Regions from separate parts of the Homo sapiens genome. Here region 2 is linked to region 1. A link is an interaction called in ENCODE POLR2A ChIA-PET data of the cell type or tissue named here. Cell type or tissue: A673. All regions are shown on one strand. Each heading gives the region's core, and the rest is flanking DNA. Links, peaks and the distances in the headings are about the cores only.

The links. Peaks named below come from ENCODE experiments on the same cell type or tissue, not always from the same donor. Only the 100,000 strongest peaks of a DNase experiment are listed, where the experiment ranks them.
Region 2: POLR2A ChIA-PET joins it to region 1 with 5 read pairs; 4 of 35 experiments call an interaction of 5 or more read pairs at or near these places.

Annotation. Positions count from the first base shown.
Region 1 is chr14:91,267,099-91,271,481 of GRCh38, reverse strand. CCDC88C (coiled-coil domain containing 88C) reads left to right here. Exons shown (of 30, transcript NM_001080414.4): 30 at 1-159. It also overlaps a transcript of GPR68 not described here. Among named protein-coding and RNA genes, the nearest start is that of GPR68, 25 kb to the right of the region's middle. RefSeq lists cis regulatory regions at 1,774-2,052, 2,930-3,959 and an enhancer at 3,083-3,377. In A673, for the core only: no CTCF peak of the experiment used is centred there; no DNase peak of the experiment used is centred there.
Region 2 is chr14:91,366,948-91,371,330 of GRCh38, reverse strand. The region is part of intron 3 of CCDC88C (coiled-coil domain containing 88C); the gene reads left to right. It overlaps LOC107984673 (a long non-coding RNA gene), which reads right to left and starts at 1,792. Exons shown (of 2, transcript XR_001750858.2): 1 at 619-1,792. RefSeq lists an enhancer at 3,776-3,855. In A673, for the core only: no CTCF peak of the experiment used is centred there; DNase peaks (open chromatin) are centred at 1,040 and 1,600; H3K27ac peaks cover 614 bases.

The sequences.
Region 1 (4,383 bases), core at 384-4,383:
AAGATTTTTTTTTCCTTTTGATTTAATATACTGAGAAAGAAATGGGAGACTTTTGAATGTTAACAAGATCCATTTTAGGAGTGTTTGGGGTTGTGTATTAAATAGCCATTCATTCTGGAACTCAAGGACAGGACTGTAATAAAATGGAATGGAACCGAAGTGCGTTCTGGCTTTCCTCACTGCACATTGTTAGCATCGGGTGGGCCCCTGGGGACTTGGGGCTCCCTGCGCCCCTCCTTATGCACCCCTCCCTCTGCTCCCCTTCCTCTGTGCCCCTGCACCCCTCCCTCTGCGCCCCTCCACCCCTCCCTCTGCGCCCCTCCCTGTGCCCCTCCCTCTGCACCCCTACCCCTGCGCCCCTCCACCCCCCTGCGCCCCTCCACCCCCCTGCGCCCCTCCACCCCCCCTCTGCGCCCCTCCCTCTGCACCCCTCCCTCTGCACCGCTCCCTCTGTGCCCCTCCCTCTGCGCCCCTCCACCCCTCCCTCTGCGCCCCTCCCTCTGCGCCCCTCCACCCCTCCCTCTGTGCCCCTCCCTCTGCACCCCTCCCCCTGCACCCCTCCCTCTGCATGCCGGCGACCCTTCCTCCACAGTTGGAATCCACCACTTTCCTTGCCACTAGGTGGGGGAAGCTGTTACACGTGCAACCAGAGACAGATGTGAAGGACAAAGATTTCCTGTACGGTGACAGCTTTCCACCCCTCCTCAGGTGTGTTTAAGTTGGCATCAATTGAATCCTATTTTATTTGTTTTTCTAATGGGTCACCACCACCACAGGGGGCATGCAATGGGCTGGAGACCAGTCTGGGCAACATAGCAAGACATTGTCTACAAAAGATAGAAAAATTAGCCAGGCGTGGTGGTGTATACCTGCAGTCCCAGCTACTCGGGAGGCTGAAGACAGAGGATCCCTTAAGCCCAGGGATGTTGAGGCTGCAGTGAGCAGTGATGGTGCCACTGCACTCTAGCCTGGGAGACAGAGTGAGGCCCTGTCTCAAACAAAAAATAAAATAGCGGGGTATGGTGGTTTGCACCTGTAGTCCCAGCCACTATGGAGGCTGAGGCGGGAGGATCACTTGAGCCCCAGCAGTCGAGGCTTCAGTGAACCAGGACTTGTGCCTCTGCACTCCAGCCTGGGCGACACAGCAAGACCCCATCTCAAAAATAATTGAAGAACCCCATTTTGCTATGGCGTTCATCTCATGTCGTGACAGGAGCTCAGCCTGAAGGGGCTCCTTATGATTTTCCCAAGGCTACTCAACCAGTAAATGCTGGATCTGGAATTTGGACCTTAGGGGCCGAAGATACTGAAATCGGATGCATGGTGGAGAGGAGGAAGAGAGGGAAGGAGGAGGCATGAAAATGGCCATGCCTGACCAAGGTTCTTCTGATGTTTTTCTGTCCAGCTGCTGCCTCAGTGTCTCCTTCCTTCTCACCAAGCCTATTTTTTGGCTCTCTCCTCTCACCTCCTTGCCCGTTCTCCCCGAGGCTCTGCAATCTGTCCTTGTATCTGGCCACTCCACAGAAACTGCCATCCATGCTGTTTTGAGCCAGACTGAGCGGTGGCCACCCGCAGTCTTCATCCTGTGTGGCCTTTGCAATACTTGACAGCTGGCCAGGCACTTCTTGGCACCCTTAGCCTCTGCTGCACGCTTCTTTGTCCCTCTGGGACAGCTCTGTGCTGCCTGCTCCTTCGTCCCTTCATTCATCCCTCCCGGGGACATCAGGGCTGCGGGCAGAGCCCTGGATTCTGCCTCCACCACTCTCCTGTCGTGCATTCCCCCTGCAGGCCTGACCCCACCCTCCCTACAAAGGGAGCGCTTGTGGAGGTGACCTCCAGCCCAGCGTCTCCTGACCTTCAGGCCAGGACTGCTGCCCTCATCAACCCAGCTCCCCTGTTCCCAGGACCATCTCTGCAGCCTCAGGAGCCTGAGATTCGAGCTGGACCCCTCCTTTCCTCACATCCCACATATCACACGTCACATCCTGGACCTGAGGGTGGGGTGGGAATCTGGGCCGCTCCCCTCTGCCAGCTGTCTCTGCCCTAGTTCACACCCTCCCGCCGACTGGTCCCGCTGCCTCAGGCTCTCCCCCTACTCTTCCATCCACTCCAGCCGGCTTTTGGTCCCACTGGTCCTGCGGGAGAGCTCCTGTCAAGGTCGCTAATCCAGAGGCAACTTCTCAGCCCTCGTCACTTCTCAGGAGGTGCCCTGACTCAGGGACCTTCCTATTTAGAACACTCCCCTCCACATTGGCCACACTTGTGAGCAGCGCGAGGTCAGGCATAACCAGGTCCACACACGTGTGTCTTTCCACAAGGTCAGACTTTTATTGACGCTGTTTCGTTTCTTTCTTTCTTTCTTTTTTTTTTTTTGAGACAGAGTTTCACTTTTGTTGCCCAGGCTGGAGTGCAATGGCACAGTCTCAGCTCACTGCATCCTCTGCCTCCTGGGTTCAAGCGATTCTCCTGCCTCAGCCTCCTGAGTAGCTGGGATTACAGGTGCCCACCACCACGCCCGGCTAATTTTTGTATTTTTAGTAGAGACGGGGTTTCACCATGTTGGCCAGGATGGTCTCAAACTCCTGACTTCAGGTGATCTGCCCACCTCGGCCTCCCAAAGTGCTAGGATTACAGGCGTGAGCCACCACGCCCGGCCTCTTTTACTTATTTTTACATGTACAATAAGTTATTTTTGACTGTAGTCATCCTCTTGTGCTATCAAATACTAGGTCTTATTGTATCTAACTATATGTTTGTTCCCATTAACCATCCTCACTCCCCTCCCACCCCATTACCCTGCCCAGCCTCTGGTAACCATCCTTCTACTCTCAACCTCCATGAGTTTAGTTGTTTTCATTGTTAGCTCCCTCAAATAAGTAACGACAGGTGAAGTTTCTCTCTCTGTGCCTGGCTTATTTCACTTAACATAATGAGCTCCAGTTCCATCCATGTTGCAGATGACAGCATCTCATTCTTTTTTACAGCTGAGTAGTTCTCCGTTGTGTATATATGCAATATTTTCTTCATTCATTTGTTGATGGACACTTTGGTTGCTTCCGCATCTTGGCTGTTGTAAATAGTAGAGTCACTGATGTGGGCAGAGCCTTCGGTGGGAGATGCTGGGTGCTGATCACAAGTGACAGCAAGATGGTGTCAGTTGAGACGGCCGTTTCAAGCTGCTGAAGTCTTGCTCCTTTTATAGTCACAGAGTCTTCTGGTGAGGACTGATAGTGGAGAGTGTGTTTGTTTATGTCCTTATCTGGTTGGATGAGTCTTTATTGATCAGGTAAAACATGCGGTCCCTGTTGGCGAAGTGCCATATTAAATGTAAGATGGAGTCTTTTTCTAAGATGGAGTTACTTATGTCGAAGGTGCTCTACACCCATACCCAGCCCTTTGCAGACTAGGTCCTCTCTACAGGCTCCCCTCAAGGCACACCCAGCCCCTGATCATACTTCATCAAGCCCAGGCATACCCACAACTTTAATTACCACCTATTCCCAGAAGGCCCAAACTTGTATCTCCAGCCCCCACCTCTCCTCCAAAACCCCAGATCTGGATTTCCAACTTGCATGTCCCAAACGCACCTCAAATTCAACATGCCCAACACAGCTCACCATCCTCCCCCTCCAAAGCGAGGCCTCTTTGTATTCCCACCCCCAACACCTGCCCCATACACATCCGGAGGATGCTGGCCTTCCCCTCACTCTCCCCCGTGGTCCTGTTACTCCATCAGCTGCTTTCAACGCTAAGACCCTGCTCACCTCCACAGCCAATCCCAAGCCACAGCCCCCTTCAGCAGTACCATGGGATCCTGTGGCTAAGAGAGCACCCTGGATCACGCCCCCTCCTGAGTTCCAGGGCCCCACCCTCTGCGTTGGTGTGGTGTGTGACCTGGTGGCTGGGAAATACCCAAGTTGCAGCTGGATATGCTTTTTTTTCCTTCTGAGACAGGGTCTTACGCTGTCCCTCAGGCTGGAGTACAGTAGTATGACTATGGCTCACTGCAACCTCAAGTGATCCTCCTGCCTCAGCCTCCTGAGTAGCTGGGACTACAGGCACATGCCACCACACCTGGCTAATTTTTTATTTTTTGTAGAGACGGGGTCTTGCTACATTGCCCAGGCTGGTCTCAAACTCCTGACCTCAAGTGATCCCTCGACCTTGGCCTCCCAAAGTGTCAGGATTGCAGGTGTCAGCCACCACACCTGGCCAGAGTTTGACTCTTTATCATCAGTAACAATTTATAAATAATAAAACATACAATAACAATTATTGTAAAATCCATACAACCAATTGATTCTTGCAGAAAGCTCATTGATTTTTTTGCTGGTGTATTTGTAGCCAACCTAGGCTTGCAACTGACAAATGAGCATAGCTTCA
Region 2 (4,383 bases), core at 63-4,062, 100 kb before region 1:
CTTTCTTGCTTATCCATCAGCAGAACTACTGACTTTTCCATCCATCAGCAAAAATACTGACTTTGCCAAGAAGCTTAAAAAAAAAAAGTACTCTACCACCATGAAGTCACAGTCATACGATCCCTCACGGCCATAAAATCAGGGCCCTTATATCAACTCCAAGCACTGGAGCACCGATGCTGTCGTTTTAGCCAGGAGGGGTGGACTTAGGGACAGAGGAAAGGGCAGCCCAGAACTGCTGCAGGTGCTGTCCTGTGGGGAAAGGGTCCTGCTCTCTCCATCCTTAGCCTAATCCTTGAAGTCCTTCTGCCTCACCCCAAACACACACCTCAGGGCATGGCATGCACTCAGCAGACACCGCTGAGTGGATACAAGCTTCTTGGTATGGCATAAGGAGCCCTAGGGCGGAGTGCAAGGAGACCTGGGTTTCCAGACCTGAATGTGGGGCTACGCCTCTGTCATTTTTTGCTCCGGACCTCAGTTTCCTGACTCTATGGATAATCTTGATGGCTCTTTTGGTTTTAAAATGCAGATTCTCAGCATCCCTCTGCTGTTGGGGTCTGTATGCACGGATGTGTCCACCTACTGACCCGCCTTCCCCTCCCCCACCATCCGCACCTGTGGTTGCCGAGGCATCACTGCAGCAGGTCGTTCCTAAAGCCCGATGCAGAGACCCGGCTTGCATTCCTCTTGTAAAATGGTTCCTGAACTACTGTTTATGGGCAGAGGTTCTCTTCCAAGGAGTCGAATGCCGTGTCCTGCCCGTGTTTCTGGGGCTGCCCCCCGCCCCCTTCTTTGGCTCAGGGGCTCAGAACAGGCCCTTCCTGGCATCAGATAAGACAGGTCTGCCCACAGAGCAATCCAGGGCATCACCCAGCCCTAAAGGGAAGGTGGCAGGAGCTCCTGGGGTTACTTGAAACATCCTCTGGTTCCCTCCCTGCCGGGTTCCCTGAGTTCTTCTGGACGCGTGGGCACTTGCCTGCTGGTGAGAGCTGGCAGCCGAGTTAACGCCATAAAGATGTGCTGTGCCTCTCTTGCCAGCAGCGTCTCTTTTTCCAGCCCCTCCCTTCCCCCTTCTGAAGGAGACTGAAGTCCTTTAGAGACTGTGGAGTCCTGATCCTGGTACAGATGAGGGTGTGGCTCAGAGAGGGACTGTGACTTGCCTGAGGCCACACAGTAGGTTACAGGCAGAGGCAGGAGTTAGCGGCTCTGCCCTCATGCTGCGGTGTTTGAGTTTCCAGGTGCTCCTTCCCAGCGGTTCTCCTCCTCCTGGGTCAGCTCAAAGGAAATATTTGTTTTCCTTTCTGTGAACAAAGAACCGACTTATGTTTGTTTCTGTGAATGCAGCCACAAGGACAGGCAGTTAGGAAGTGTTCCGTGGGAGGGGGTTTTCTGATGACGTGGTAGCCTCGGCCGGGCCGAGTTGGTCCCTGGGTACGGAGACACGGGTGGCCTTGTTAGGGGAGCCGGCGCTCCTGGGCTTGTGCAGATTGCAGTTGGTTTCAGGCCCTAGGGATCCCAGGATTAATCGAAATGAGGTGGAACAGATGGATTGAATCTATCAGCAGCTTTACATGACAGCCTCGTAACATAAAAGCACTTCATTGCCACTCGTTTTGCCAGGACTCCCCGCCCCGAAGAGGGACTGGGTGGAGAGGAGAGCCTCTTGTGCAGATGGAGTTACAAGCATGTGGGCCTGGGCTTTGTGCAGGCAGCAAGGACAAACCACTGCTTGGGTTTTCCTCTCAGTGGCTATGTTAGAAAATGTGCTATGTTCCAGAGGTAAAAAAAAGAAAAATAATAATGAATAAAAAATAAGAAAATTGGCCGGGCATGGTGGGTCACACCTGTGATCCCAGCACTTTGGGAGGCCGAGGTGGGTGGATCACCTGAGGTCAGGAGTTCAAGACCAGCCTGGCCAACATGATGAAACCCCATCTTTACAAAAATACGAAAATTAGCCGGACATGACGGCAGGCGCCTGTAATCCCAGCTACTTCGGAAGCTGAGGCGGGAGAATTGCTTGAACCCAGGATGTGGAGGTTGCAGTGAGCCGAGATCACGCCATTGCACTCCAGCCTGGCGGGTGTGATTGGCTGGGGTTGGGCCACAGGCTGTGTCGTGAGTCGTTATTGAAGGTTTGGGGCGGGCCTGTGCTGTAGAAAGTGCTCTGGCTTTGGGCATGAGGTGATGAAGATGGTGTCTATGAGGGAAGCTCTCCAGGCCTGAGGTTCCAACCCCGGTCTTGCTCCAGGCCCTGCTGGCAAACGATCAGCGACATTGTGCTGCGGCTGTTCCCTCCCACTGGAAATGCTCATAATTCTTGTCCTGGCCACCTCGCATGAATGTCAGGGAGGAAGGAGGAGAAAGGAGATGGAACCTCTTCACTGTCTGGTGTTTCTGGTAACGGGGCCTGAGGTTGGCTGGTTGCCAGTGCCAGGTCGTCAGGTGGTTTTTGTTTTGGCCATCAAGTTGTTGAGGTGCATTCAGGGGCTGCTTCTGGCCAAATCCAGGAAGAGGTTGTGAGATGTGTCCTGTGGAGAGTTAATCAGTGGCATGAGCGTAGACGTTCCAACACCTGCAAAGGAGATCTGTGGAATATCCCTCCTGACTACAGGGTTCTCTTGGGGGCCCTCAAAAAGCATCCCACCTGCCTGAAGCACAGCCAGCACCGTGCCGTTTCTGGAAGTGTTAAATCGATGCAGGGTTTCGACACCCCTCCTAGAGCACTGGACTAGACATTGGGAACACTGGAATACGTGTGGGGCCTTTCCTGTCTGAAGTCACTTCTGTAGTTTAGGAATTTAAAATTAATTTACTTTTGCTTAGTTTGCTCATAAAACTATTGCATTTGGGATTTTACAGTTGGAAAGCATGGTATATTCAAGCCAGCATTACCAGTTCACTTTGGAATGTTTTTAAAAATCTATATTCAATCTTCTACTTACACAAGTTCTAATGGAAAATTCTAAAACAAATTCGAAGCTTTTTTTCCCTCTGAAATGTTTTTAACTTTTGTTAACAGCTACAGGCTGTGAATCTTAAGGAATATGGTGTCAGATTTTCCAGGTTTCAAGGCACAGGAATTAGCAGAGAAACCACCCTCATTGCAGTGATAGAGCAGAACAGTAGGTTTTCAGATCTTGGTTCCCTTGTCAACATGGAAGAGACAGAGAAGACACCTCCTCCACAAAAGAGGTTTTTAAAAACTGTGTACTCAATATATATTTTGAGGAATATTTTCTGATTTAATTTTCCCAACTGTCACTATTAGCAGCTTTTTGCCACTTCGGAGTGGGGAGTTGATTGACATGGCACAGTGTAGAAAGTGCCGCAGAAGGGGGCTGAGGAAGCATTAGGAGTTCAGGGGAGAAAAAAATCATCCGGCATCAGGTGGCTGCCTAGAGGAGGGGGCGTTTTAGCTGAGCTTTGGAGGGCGAGTAGGGTCTGGCAGGTGGTAATCTGGTGGTAATGGGGCTGTGGGAGGAAGGGCACCCTCGTGGGAAGCGCAGAGAGTGTTGGTAGTTCAGTTTGATGCTCAGGGTAACCGAAGGGTTGACTTGCTGCCCACACTTAGCAGTTAATACATTTCCTGGCTCTGTCCCTCACGTGTCAGACTCCTAAGCATTCTCTACAGCCCAGCTCAGAAGCTGTCTCCTCTGGGAAGCCTTCCCAGACTTGTCTGGGCAGTTTGGCAGTACTCCCTGTGCTGTGCTGCCACTGTCTACCTCCCTCCCAGACAGGCCGAGAGTTCTCTGCTCGCTGCAAGGTGTACACAGTACGTGTCTTCTGAATATCTGAACCCCAGAGCAGACCTAAAGGTGTAGAAAATGCCCCGGCTTTGGGCACCAGGGAAGACGGTGTCTAGAGGTGTGCTGGGTGCACCTGCGAAGCCGACGTCACTCATGCTTCTGCTATTTCAGTCTTGACTGTTAGCGTGTGTGGGTCAACAGCGGCATTCTTTGTGGTTTTGCTTTGGCTGTGTGGAAGGCTCTCTTTGCTGTTTGGACCATCTTGGTCTCCTTGGCAACCGTGAGCGTCACCTTCATCCTGAATGCCTGTGCTGGGCGTTCATCTTAACTTTTCTGGGATTTCCCTCTCATTTATTCTGCATTAGCAGCTCCCATTCATAGCCACATGAGGGGCATCCTGTGGGCCTAAACGCTTGGCTTTCGGCAGCGTTTATTCTTCCTTCCTGGTAAAATATCAAGCTGCGAGATTCAGTTTCACTTAGAAGGAGAAAAATAATTCTTCCCATTTCTTCGTGAAATCATTGTTCTTGGTCCAACTGTCCTAGTGTTTTCAGTGGATACTGAAGCTAACCTCTGCCACATGCACAGAACGGTGTTTCCACCTGCATCTTTCCCAGGACTGTAATGTTTC